2 separate regions of the Mus musculus genome follow, and region 2 is linked to region 1. Evidence: chromatin loops called from intact Hi-C (ENCODE). Cell type or tissue: heart. All regions are shown on one strand. Links, peaks and the distances in the headings refer to the core of each region. The heading gives the core; the rest is flanking DNA.

Evidence for each region. Hi-C counts contacts between places; a loop is a spot of excess contacts. Peaks named below come from ENCODE experiments on the same cell type or tissue, not always from the same donor. Only the 100,000 strongest peaks of a DNase experiment are listed, where the experiment ranks them.
Region 2: a loop joins it to region 1, with 2.2 times the contacts of the local background. A loop is called at or near these places in 2 of 42 quality-filtered maps.

The regions. Positions count from the first base shown.
Region 1 is chr13:44,413,817-44,419,195 of GRCm38, reverse strand. No RefSeq gene overlaps it. Among named protein-coding and RNA genes, the nearest start is that of Gm33958, 16 kb to the right of the region's middle. In heart, for the core only: no CTCF peak of the experiment used is centred there; a DNase peak (open chromatin) is centred at 3,085; H3K27ac peaks cover 2,517 bases.
Region 2 is chr13:44,477,518-44,482,896 of GRCm38, reverse strand. It overlaps Gm34084 (predicted gene, 34084), which reads left to right and starts at 2,570. Exons shown (of 2, transcript NR_167749.1): 1 at 2,570-2,765. In heart, for the core only: no CTCF peak of the experiment used is centred there; a DNase peak (open chromatin) is centred at 2,596.

The DNA.
Region 1 (5,379 bases), core at 253-5,252:
TAGACAGACACGCCCTCTCCTCTCAGCATGTGGACAAGAAAGCATCCACAGTGCATCTATGTGTTTGGATTATTATTTACAACTAGTTAAGGAAACTTCCTGCTTGCTGGCATCTTTCCTTTCCAGCAAGCCCATCCGTCCACCCACTGCTCTCTCCTACCCTTCTCTTCCCTCCTTCCCACCTTCATCCTAAACCTCAGATCCTTCCCACACCCACATTCCTTTCAGTATCCGACACTTAGTGTGTTTAGTGTAGGAATGGAAACGAGACCATCTGGAATTTAGGTAGCTATAGTAATTTGCTAAGACACATCCCCACCGGAAATGAGTCACCAGGGGTAGACTTGGTCCACTTCCTGTCCTCTCATCTGACCAAGCTGCCTCACATCTCTGCCCCCATGGCTTCAAGACCATGATGGACTGTATCCTCTCGAACTGTGAGCCATTCCAGCTGTCCCCGCTTTCCTCTCTTTTTTCAAGTATAGCCCACATTGGTCTAGAACTCAAAACCCTCCAGCCTCACCCCTCCAACTATTGAGGTCCAGGCATGTGGCTTAACTCTGTCTTCTTCACAGAAATGGTGTATGCTTGTAGAATTTTCTTCTGAAGCTTAGGCTCTGTGGAGCCAACTGTCCCGTGGCCTTCTTGACTCCCAGAGGGTCACATGTCTGGGTTTAGAGGGATTAACTTTGAGTTTGCAGCAGAGAAGATGACTCCCCTGTGTTAAGCAGCAATGTGATGTAGCTTAAGTCCAGGCACTTTGCTAAGTCACCACAGGTCATGTCTATAGGGAGTCATTTTAACTATTCCAACTACTTGATCACATGAGACTCAGAGCCTAAGTTCCCTACTAAAAGGACTTGAACCCTTGTGCACTCTGGGTACATACATTCATGTCTTCTACCCCAAACAAACAAACACACACCCCAAAACAAAAACAAACAACAACAAAACCCAAAAAAACAAAAAACAAAACAAAACAAAACCAAACAAACAACAAAACCCAGAAAAACCTTCCATGCAGAAAACTGAACCAACTCACTCTCCCTTGATATGAGGCCCTTGTTCAGAAGTCAGTTCCCAGTCTCCTGGAGAGGTTTTCCAAAGGTTAGTGCTGTTTGGAATCTACATCTGTCCTAGAAGTAATTGAGAGCCATTGCTCCTGCATCAGAGGGACTGGCTTTGGTGGAACAGCTAAGCTGACGTCTGGAGAGTGGGGTCAAGGGCTTCTGGTCATATCCCTTCCAGGAACCATGCTGGGTCAGGTGGAGACACTGAAGAAACGAGCCTGAGCCGAGCAGAGCTATGGCGGCCGAATGTCTCTCTAGGTGATTCTATGGCCTGGTTCCTCCATCCTTTGGAGGCCTGAGCAGACTCCTCTCTTCAAGCCCCCTGCAGTTTCTTTGCCAGGACTTCCCCCAACCTGCTTTGTCAGAGAGACAAGCCCTCAATAGCCTGCTTATCTCAGAGTGTTATGTTAGCTTTAAAGTTTGACAGTTCCCTGAAAACAAGAACTTAATACTATTTAAAAGCACTTATCTCTGCTGGGTCAGGTTTGTGAATTAAATGTGTGTTGGGTTTTTTTCCTCATCCTTGCAAGAACTGCCTTCCTGTAAGTTGTAAGTAGTGACAGGGAGATTTCACAGGGAAAAGAATCACATTAAAAAGGAAAGTGGGCGGGGGTGGGGGAGAAAGAGATAGCTGGGGGAGAGAGACAGAGAGATAGAGAAAGAGATGAGAGAAGAGAGACAGGGAGGGGGGCTTGGGGAGCGAGGAGAAGGGGAGAGGAGGGAGAGCAAGTGGGGGGAGAGGAGAGGGGATGCGGAGTCTTTGTCACTGCCATGGTGCAAGTTTGTTTCCCTAGTGGGGGATTTTCCAGGGGCTCTTAGTGTTGTGGCTTTACGGGGTAAATTCGGTGGAAAGAGGCACACTTCCCGTGCAGAATGTCCTTTTAACTCTCTCTTCTGCTCCTCTGCGCTTTGCCTCTGAATACACAAGAATCTGTATTTGTGACTGCCAAGAGCTTTCTGCTGGGAGGGAGGATGCCTTGTAAATAAATCACTCGTTCACAGCCAGTTAACAGGGAGTGTCTTTCTCACCCGTAATTACGGTTTTGCTTTGAGTTAAGAAGGTTGTTTTTTGGGGGCAATAAATTCTGGTGTCAGTTATCCTTCACTCTCTCTGGAGTGAGCCCTCAGCTGGAAATTGGTGTTCTTAACAGTTGGACCTCTGGGGTCTGGGAGGCTGTACAGCAGAAAATCGACCCAGCGAGGGGGGTGGGGGGGGGGACAGGGGAAAAGGTCCAGGAGGGGAGAAAAGAGGAGGAAAGAGAGATAATAAAGAAGGGGGAAGATAGAGAAGAAAAGTTGATGCGATGACTTTCTAATTTTGGTAATAGGAAATGTGAAAGTTAGGAAAGAAACCTCGGTTCCTATCAACATATCTCATATTGTGGAATTTTGGTGGCGCATTACCCTGAGATGTTTGAAAACTTTCGAAACTGTGTTAGGCCCATGGTTAACTACTTACAGTGGTGTGTGTGTGTGTGTGTGTGTGTGTGTGTGTGTGTGTGTGTACCTATTCTAAAAAGCTTCCGCAACACGAACACACTTGCATTGTTGTGTCACATTGAGAAAACCTTCCAGCTAGAAAATTTCAAGTAGAGTAAGGAGTGAACTCTCCCATGCAGATTGTTGACAGAAAACCTTCCCAACATCAGCTTTAATATTTCTGGGTCAGGATATGATAAAAATAATCCTAACACTTTGAAAACATGATTTTTTTTTTGAGTCCTCTCCACGGTGGGTTCATAGCTTTAGTATTCTGACCCTTTGAGTAAATCTGTGATGATGAATGGCCTAGCAGCCTCTGCCAAGAGTAAAGTCATTTGGTCAGATTTTAGCAATCCCAAGCTGTTGCTAAAGCCCAGTTGGTAAAGCCTGCTGCCAGGGTCAAGGGCTTGTCTGCGTCGCAGGGTATAGCTCTGGTCTTGTGCTTCACGTGACAGGCGGGGTTATTTAAGGCAGGAGTATGTGGTACTAGTCCAGCTGTGTGCCTTTGTCCTGTTTCTGTTTTATGTATGGGCCAGGCATGTGGGATCTGGCTGTCTTGACCTATGATATTTCCATGTGATCCCAGCTTGGAAGTTGTCCGAGGGAGCAGGAGACCGGGGTGGAGGCAAGGGTGTGCTCTCAAACAAAACACATCCGGATTTGATTTCTGGCTCTGAAAATCTTTGCTGGGTCATCTTGGGCAAACTATTCTTTCGTTTCTATATGAAATGGGCATTGAGTGCCTACAAGAAGACACTGCCTTCTGACCTAGCCCACATTCTTAGCTTGGACAAACCTGAAAAGCTCTGCTTTGCAGATGACATCAGGACGAGGATTTGGTTTCTTCCCTGCTTTCTTTACTGCTACCCTGGTTCAGGTCACCAATAAATTCTCCGGGATTATCACATCAGTTTCTGAATCCAGCCTCTAACTCATCAGGCAGGGTGAATCTCTAAAGATATGTGCTGAAAACTCACAGTCCATCCTGCTCATTCAGCATAAAACTGAAAAGCAAGCCGGGCGTGGTGGCTCACGCCTTTAATCCCAGCACTGGGGAGGCAGAGGCAGGCGGATTTCTGGGTTCCAGGCCAGCCTGGTCTACAAAGTGAGTTCCAGGACAGCCAGGGCTACACAGAGAAATTCTATCTCGAAAAACAAAAACAAAAACAAAAAAACTGAAATGCTTACCATGCCCTCGGAATTCCCATGTGTGGCGGCAGATGTTTGCAAATCTAACCGGGAAGTAGAGGCCAGAAGAGGGGAGGATTGAAAATTCAAGGCCAACTTCAGCTACATTAGAACCCTGCCTCAAGAAGAGGAAGTAAAAAAAAAAAATTAAATTTTGTTCCTTTAATTTTGTTCCTTCTTAATTCTCTGACCTGGTCTGTATAGGCTATGCTGCTGACAAGGCGATTTGAACCTCTTGTTATTCCTAGAACATAAGAATGCTTCTGCCTCAGGGGACTGTGCTTGCCTCCAAGCCCATTCCCTTTCCCATCCCCAGACCCACACTTCATATTTCTCAGCAGCCTACACTCTACACTACAGGGTGGTTGGGTTGTCTCTGGTCTGCCTTGGGATGCAGGTTGGATAAGAGCAGGGAGTGTGTGCTTCTTGCTGATTTCTGTATCTGTAGCACTTGGAAAAGTGTCTGGTGGATTAGCAGAAAACCAGAAACGACAATGACTGTTAGAAAACATGTATTTCCGTCTCATGGGGTGAAGTCTGGGGGCAGACGCCCCAAGGCTAAAGTGGGCATCTATAAAAATGAAGGACCAGTCTCTTTCTGCTTGGCTGTTTCCTCTTCCTTCCACTGTCTCACATGCTTCTTCTTGTGCCTCTATAGGCTTGGAGGGGCAGAACCATCTGCCTCCATTTAGCCATCAAGAAGAAGCAAGAGGGATGGCATGTGCTCTGCCTGTGTCTAGAACATGCCGACTCTACTTGCACCCTATTGACAGTCATCATCGTGGGTTGTCAGTAACTGAAAGAGGGTGGGTGATGGCCAGATGGGAGAGGATCCCATTGGTCAGGAAGAGACTGGATCCTGACGAGCAGCAGTACAGATGGCGTGCAGACTGATACTCTAATCATGTACGAAATAAGAATAAGAGTCTGTGAGCCTATAATCCCAGCTACGTAGGAGGCTGAGGCAGGAGGAGTCCAAATTCAAGGTCTTCCTGGGCTATAGAGTAAGTTCAAGGCCAGCCTGGGAAATTTAGTTAAGATGCTGTTTCAAATAAACAGAAGGAGGGAAAGAAGCAAAGGAGGACTGACTTAGTGGTGGAGTGCTCACTTAGCGTGAATGAGACTCTAGGTTCCATCTCTAGTACCACGGACGGGATAGAAAGAATACAAGTTTGGACACATTATTAATTAAAGAGTAGTAACAGCATGCAATCCCGTCACCTGGAGGGCTGAGGCAGGGGAATTCTAAGTTTGAAGCCAGTCTGGGCTACATAGTGAGTTTGAGACTAGCTTAGGCTACAAAACAGACCCTGACTCAATGAAATCAGAATAACTAAGTAGATATATAAGCAAGTAAGTAAATAAATGGACATAATGACACACACAGGCTTGTAGTCATGGAACTTGAGAAGTAGATGAGGGGGGTGGGGAGAGTCAAGGGTTCAAGGTCAAGGCTAGCCTGGGCTTACATGAGAGAGAGAGAGAGAGAGAGAGAGAGAGAGAGAGAGAATTTGCTTTTGATGTTTATTTTTCTATCAGTAAATTACAGCTGTGTTTTGTTTCAATCATAGTGTTCAGTATGATGTTATTGCATATTTAAATTTAGATATTTTAACAAAGTGCCCTACTTTTATGAAAA
Region 2 (5,379 bases), core at 142-5,141, 64 kb before region 1:
GCTGGCCCTCTCCTTCGTCCTGACTCCTGTGAAGTGAGCAGACTTCCTCTTCCGCATTCTCTCACACAGTCACAACGTGCCTTGTTGGCTCAGACTCAAAGCAACTGTTCTGCGTGACCACAAACTACAACCTTTAGGCCCATAAGTGCACAGCCCCCATTTTCCCCTCTGAAGTTGATTCTCCTGTTATTTTGTTATTATGATAAAGGTCTATCACCTCTGTAATAAGAAGGTCAGAGTACTTGTGGCAGGTGGTTCTGAAGTTAGCTATGTTAGTTGGTATAGATATTAGACAGCCTCTTTGATGTAAGTCTAGCTTCCTCGTAGGATACTGTTTAAATACATCATCTGAGCCCATCACTGATGCTGGGATGCTGCATGTTTAACAAGCCCTCAGGTGATGCTGATGCTGGATCCTGACCACGCACAGCACAGGGAGATATGACATTGGTGTTGTCTATCTTCCATGTGCCTGCAGCCTCCAAACTTCGCTTATCCCAGAGGGAGGCTCCGATTTTAGATCAGAGACCCCGTGGTCCTTGCCCTGATCCCTCATCTAGCCTTGTCAGGGGATGATTTCCATGCCCCAGGGAACACATGTCAGAGGAGGAAGGGATGAAACAGGGCCGTGCGAGGCAGAGAATTGAAAATGAGAGCAGCGGACAGGAGAGCTGTGGTCACAGGTGTGTGGTTGGTAGGTCTCCGCGGAGACACTGAGTACAATGGCCTTGATTCAGAATGTCTTAGGAACTTTAGAGGCTTTTTGAAATTTAGGATTCATGAACGCCAGACGGCTAACATGTGGGAAGAAACTGGAGGGAGGTCAAGGTTTGTCCTGGAGCAGACACAAAACACGGAAAGATTACCAGCAGGAAGGCCAAAACTAACATGCTGCTTATGTGTGTCTGTCTGTCTGTGTTCTAACTGGCCTTCACGCCTGCAAATGTATCCTTCCTCTATTTTCTTTGCCTTTGGATGCTTCTGTGTGAGGCTTGGATGTGAGTCCCTCCTTCTCCCAGATGCCCCCTTTGCCAAGTTGTCCTTGTGGCTCTAGGTTAAGCCACAGGCAATGTGTAATGGGTTTTTCTCCTCTGCTCTGGGCCCAACATAAGAAGGTACATGCCTCTCTGTCTCCGCCAGTGGCTCTCCTGATGGACTATTGCCTTCTGCCAGCCTTGCCTTCCGTGTGGAGGGACGAGGATCACTAGTGTGCCCAGCAGTGTTTGTGGCTGAAGGCGATGACAGTGATTTCATTGTGGCTACCTGACACCTGGGCTTGGCTTCTATGGTTGGTACTCTGTCTGCATCAAGGAGTCTTCAGGGATGCCGAACCGCAAAAGAGTTTTATGAACAAGAAGCTATACAGCTCTTTTAAAACATTTTTTCTTCTTTAAAAATTTCAATTCATTCCTTGAGAATTTCATAGGGTGTCGTTTGTATTTTGATCTTGTTCAGCCCAACTCCTCCTCCTCCTTTCTCCCTATTTACCCACTTCCCTACCCCTGCCCTCTTTGTATTCTCTCTCTGTCTCTGTCTCTCTGTCTCTCTCTTTCTGTCTCTCTGTCTCTCTCTGTCTCTGTCTCTCTCTGTCTCTCTGTCTCTGTCTCTTTTTCTATCTCTCTATCTCTCTGTCTCTCTGTCTCTCTTTGTCTCTCTCTGTCTTTGTCTCTGTCTCTCTCTTTGTCTCTGTCTCTCTGTCTCTCTCTGTCTCTCTGTCTCTCTCTGTCTCTCTGTCTCTCTCCTGTCTGCCTTTTTAAATGGAATAGCTCACTGCCTCCAATTTGTATGGTCCATGTACTTCTGGAGTATAGGCCAAGCCTTACCAGAAACTGTATTCTTAAAAAAAAAAAAAAGATGGACCCTCCATCCATCTGTTTACTCCGTACTCTGCACATACATACCTTCTGCACTCTTGACATCATGGCTAGGCACCCAAGAACACCTCCCCAACCTAGATGCTCTGCAAAAAGTTGTTATATTGTATTGTTTTGGGGACTGTGACAAGGAGAGATGTTTGTAAGTGTTTGTTACAGGTGCCTTTTTCCCAAATATTTTTCTATCAATGGTTGGTGGAAGCCGTGAATTTGGAGCCTGTGGCTATGGAGGGATATTCACACAGGGTAGGGGAATTCAGCATGCCTTTGGACCATACCAGTCTCACAAAGCCCATCTCTTTCATGTGTCTTTATCACATTCTGTGAAGTAATGGGCAGACTCACCACTTTCTGTATCTCACAGACCCCAGGAATACAACCAAAAGCCATTTAATATCTGTGTACATATCTGAGCACTCATTTTTAACACTCTCCAAGCATGGTGATGGATATTCACGTTTTCTTCACTTTGGAAATAATTCCACTATATTGAAAGGTCAACCTGGCCTGGCCTGAGGAGTGGTCTTTTTCTATCTAGCAATGGTGGCGGGGCTGAGTGGTCTGGTGTTGTAACATGTGGGCCTTTGGTACAGCAGTTAAAAAAAAAAGTCACCAGTGACTCCAGAGGGAGAAAAAGTGGGAGGAAGTTAATTTGGCTCTTAGGTCATAAATACACACAGCTTTTCAGCTTCCTTCCCTCTTCGGCTCTCAGCCAGCTTGCCTTCAAGATCCTCATCTAGACAAGGCTTAAATTTGGCTTAACTGTTGGCTCCAGCATTACCGTTTCACAAGGACGGAGGTGCAGCCTGTGTGGTGATCCTTGCCAGGCGAAGGCACCAGGAAGAATCCTTATCCAATGACGGGGACCCTAAAACTTGCCCGCACTCTTTTGTGAGTTGGGTTGGGTGGGGTGACTGCTGTCCTGCTGCAGAAGGTGTGGCTGTCTACTGTCTACCTTTTCTACCTCTGAAATTTCACTTTGATGGAGTTGCAGCGGCAGGTATAACTGGCGGCTGTTCCCATGGGACATTTCTGTAGCCATATTTGGATCATAGTTCTCCCTCGGTGCCTCTCAGACCCTTGCTTCATTTCAATTGACTAATTAAGCATTTGGAGATATTGTCTAGGTAGCCCAAGCTAGACTTCAACTCACTTAAGTAGCCCAGGCTAGCCTTGACCTGGCTGCATGTTTTTCTCGGACTCAGTTTCCAAGTGCCGGAACTATAGGCATGTACCACCATGCCTGGTCCAAATACTCATTTAAAATAAATGCTTGTTGATCTTTCTGGCCCCATGCAGGAAGACTGGAGATGTGGTGTGGGCCTGTGCATACTTGTGTCAGTTACTGAAATCTTTGGCCTCAGCCTTAAAAAGTACAACCCCATGTTGTGGAGTGGGGAAAGAATTTTTTTTAATCTCTCTGATTTTGCAGGCTAATTTTTGCTGAGCAACCTATATTCTTCAGCTCAAAAGCTGCTCAGTTTCCTGAGGGGCAGGGAAATAGGAGCATTTTATTTTTTCCCCCCAGCCATACCTCCGGGACCCTGTAGCCACCTCAGAATTCATGTTTCCCATGGGAGGCACCTTATTGATTCTCATTCCTAAAGCTACAGTTCCATAGTAATGTTACTTTAGACGGAGGGCGGAGTGATGGGATTCTCTCGGTAGTTATCCATGTGTGGACTTGAAAGAGTAGTAAACTCAGTGCTCCAAGGTATGCTAATCATAAAACAGATAGCGACATTCCTCCACCCACCCGCTTCCTGTGTTCAAGGAGTATTCATTCAAAGAAAGTCACCCTGACCCACCCTGACCATTGCTGGAACCCACTATGCAAAGGTGCTATTGCAAGGGGCTCTTAGATTGTTAGGGGCTCTTAGAAACTGTCTTGAGAGATAACCTGACACTTGTGACTTTGTACTTCCTTGTGACTCTTAACTGGTATTTTTGGTATTTTCCAACAACGCCCTTCCCACCTCCTTGAGTTGTGGTTCCTTCCTTTAAATACCCCCTTATCCAGCTACTGGGGGCGCCACGGTCCTCTACCCCTGCGTGGTGTATGACCATGGGCCCGAGAGCGCTCTTGAATAAAAATCCTCTTGCAATTTGCAGCAAGTCCGTTTCTCGTTGGTGGTTTTGGGGTGTCGCCTCTCCTGAGTCAGAACGTGGGCGAGTCCTCACGTTATGGGTCTTTCAGACTAATGTTGACGAGATTCCTAGTATGTGCCCTGTGCCCTGTACTGAGACCACAGACTCAAGGATGCTTCTGTGTGCGCATGTGTGACATTCAGGGACCTGCCAGGGAGACCGTCATTCCAACTGCGGATTGTCATGAAGTGTAGGAAGAGTGGTGGTTGTGTTTGCAATGGGAGCTATTTCTAGGTCTTGCCAGCCCGTGGGTACAGAAAAGGTCGAACACACCTTTAGAAATTAAACCTTACTGGCCTGTGTTGTCCTTCTTGCTGAGCCCCCAGGCAGCTATTTTCTAGAGTCCCTAGAGTTATGTGCCAGCTAGTTTTCTGTCAACTTGACACAAGCTAGAGTCACCTGAAAGGAGGGAAACTCAGTTGAGGAAATGCCTCCATAAGATACGGTTAGAGGGCATTTTTTTTTTACTTAGTGATTGATGGGTGAGGGCCCAGCCCACTGTACTTGCTGTTCTCCCTGGGCTGGTGGTCCTGGGTTCTCTAAGAAAGCAGACTGAGCAAGCTGTGATATGCAACCCAGTAAGCAGCACTCCTCCCTGTCCCCTGCATCAGCTCCCGCCTCTGGTTCCTGCCCTGCATGAGTTCCTGTCCTGACTTCCTTCAGTGGTGGACTATGATGTGCAAATGTAAGCCAAATAAACCCTCCCCCCCCCCCCGCCCCAAACTTACTTGATCACAGCATCAGAAACCCTAAGACAAGTCATTTGTGTGTGTACTTTAGTTTCTGGCCCTTATGCGGTGTTTTGCTCTGAGATCCACTCCGGAACAGCATTCTCTAGCATGGCCCTAAGTTTCTGCCACAGGCTTCTCCAGGCTGGTGTGTGTCTCTGCCCTCAATATGCCTGAGCCGGAGGCACTCTCTCTGTTTTGGATGTGAGAGAGGAGAGCAGCTCACCTTTCTGTGGGTCACCTGGGTACAATACCAAGACCATGTGCTATATAGTCTTGAGAAAACATCTTCCTCCTGGCTTCCGTCCACCGCTCTTCTTTCTGCATTCCCTGGGACGGGTCTCAGATCCAGCATCTCCCACAAACGCACTAAGCACTTGCTTGGTGACAGCACACTTGCTTGGTGACAGTGCACCTGCGAGTGACTTTGAGACTTCTCACAGTTTCTTGACCTCACATCTTGGGCGGATGCCTTCTCTGCCAGCCGAGGGTCAGCTTGTCAGACACGCTCAGCCATAGGGTTCTGTGTCCTTTCCTCCTGTTGGGGTCATTTTATTTCCGGCCTCCCTGACCTTACTTAAACAGTTACCATAGTTTCCTTGTGGTCCTGTTGTTTCTTGTCTGTTTCC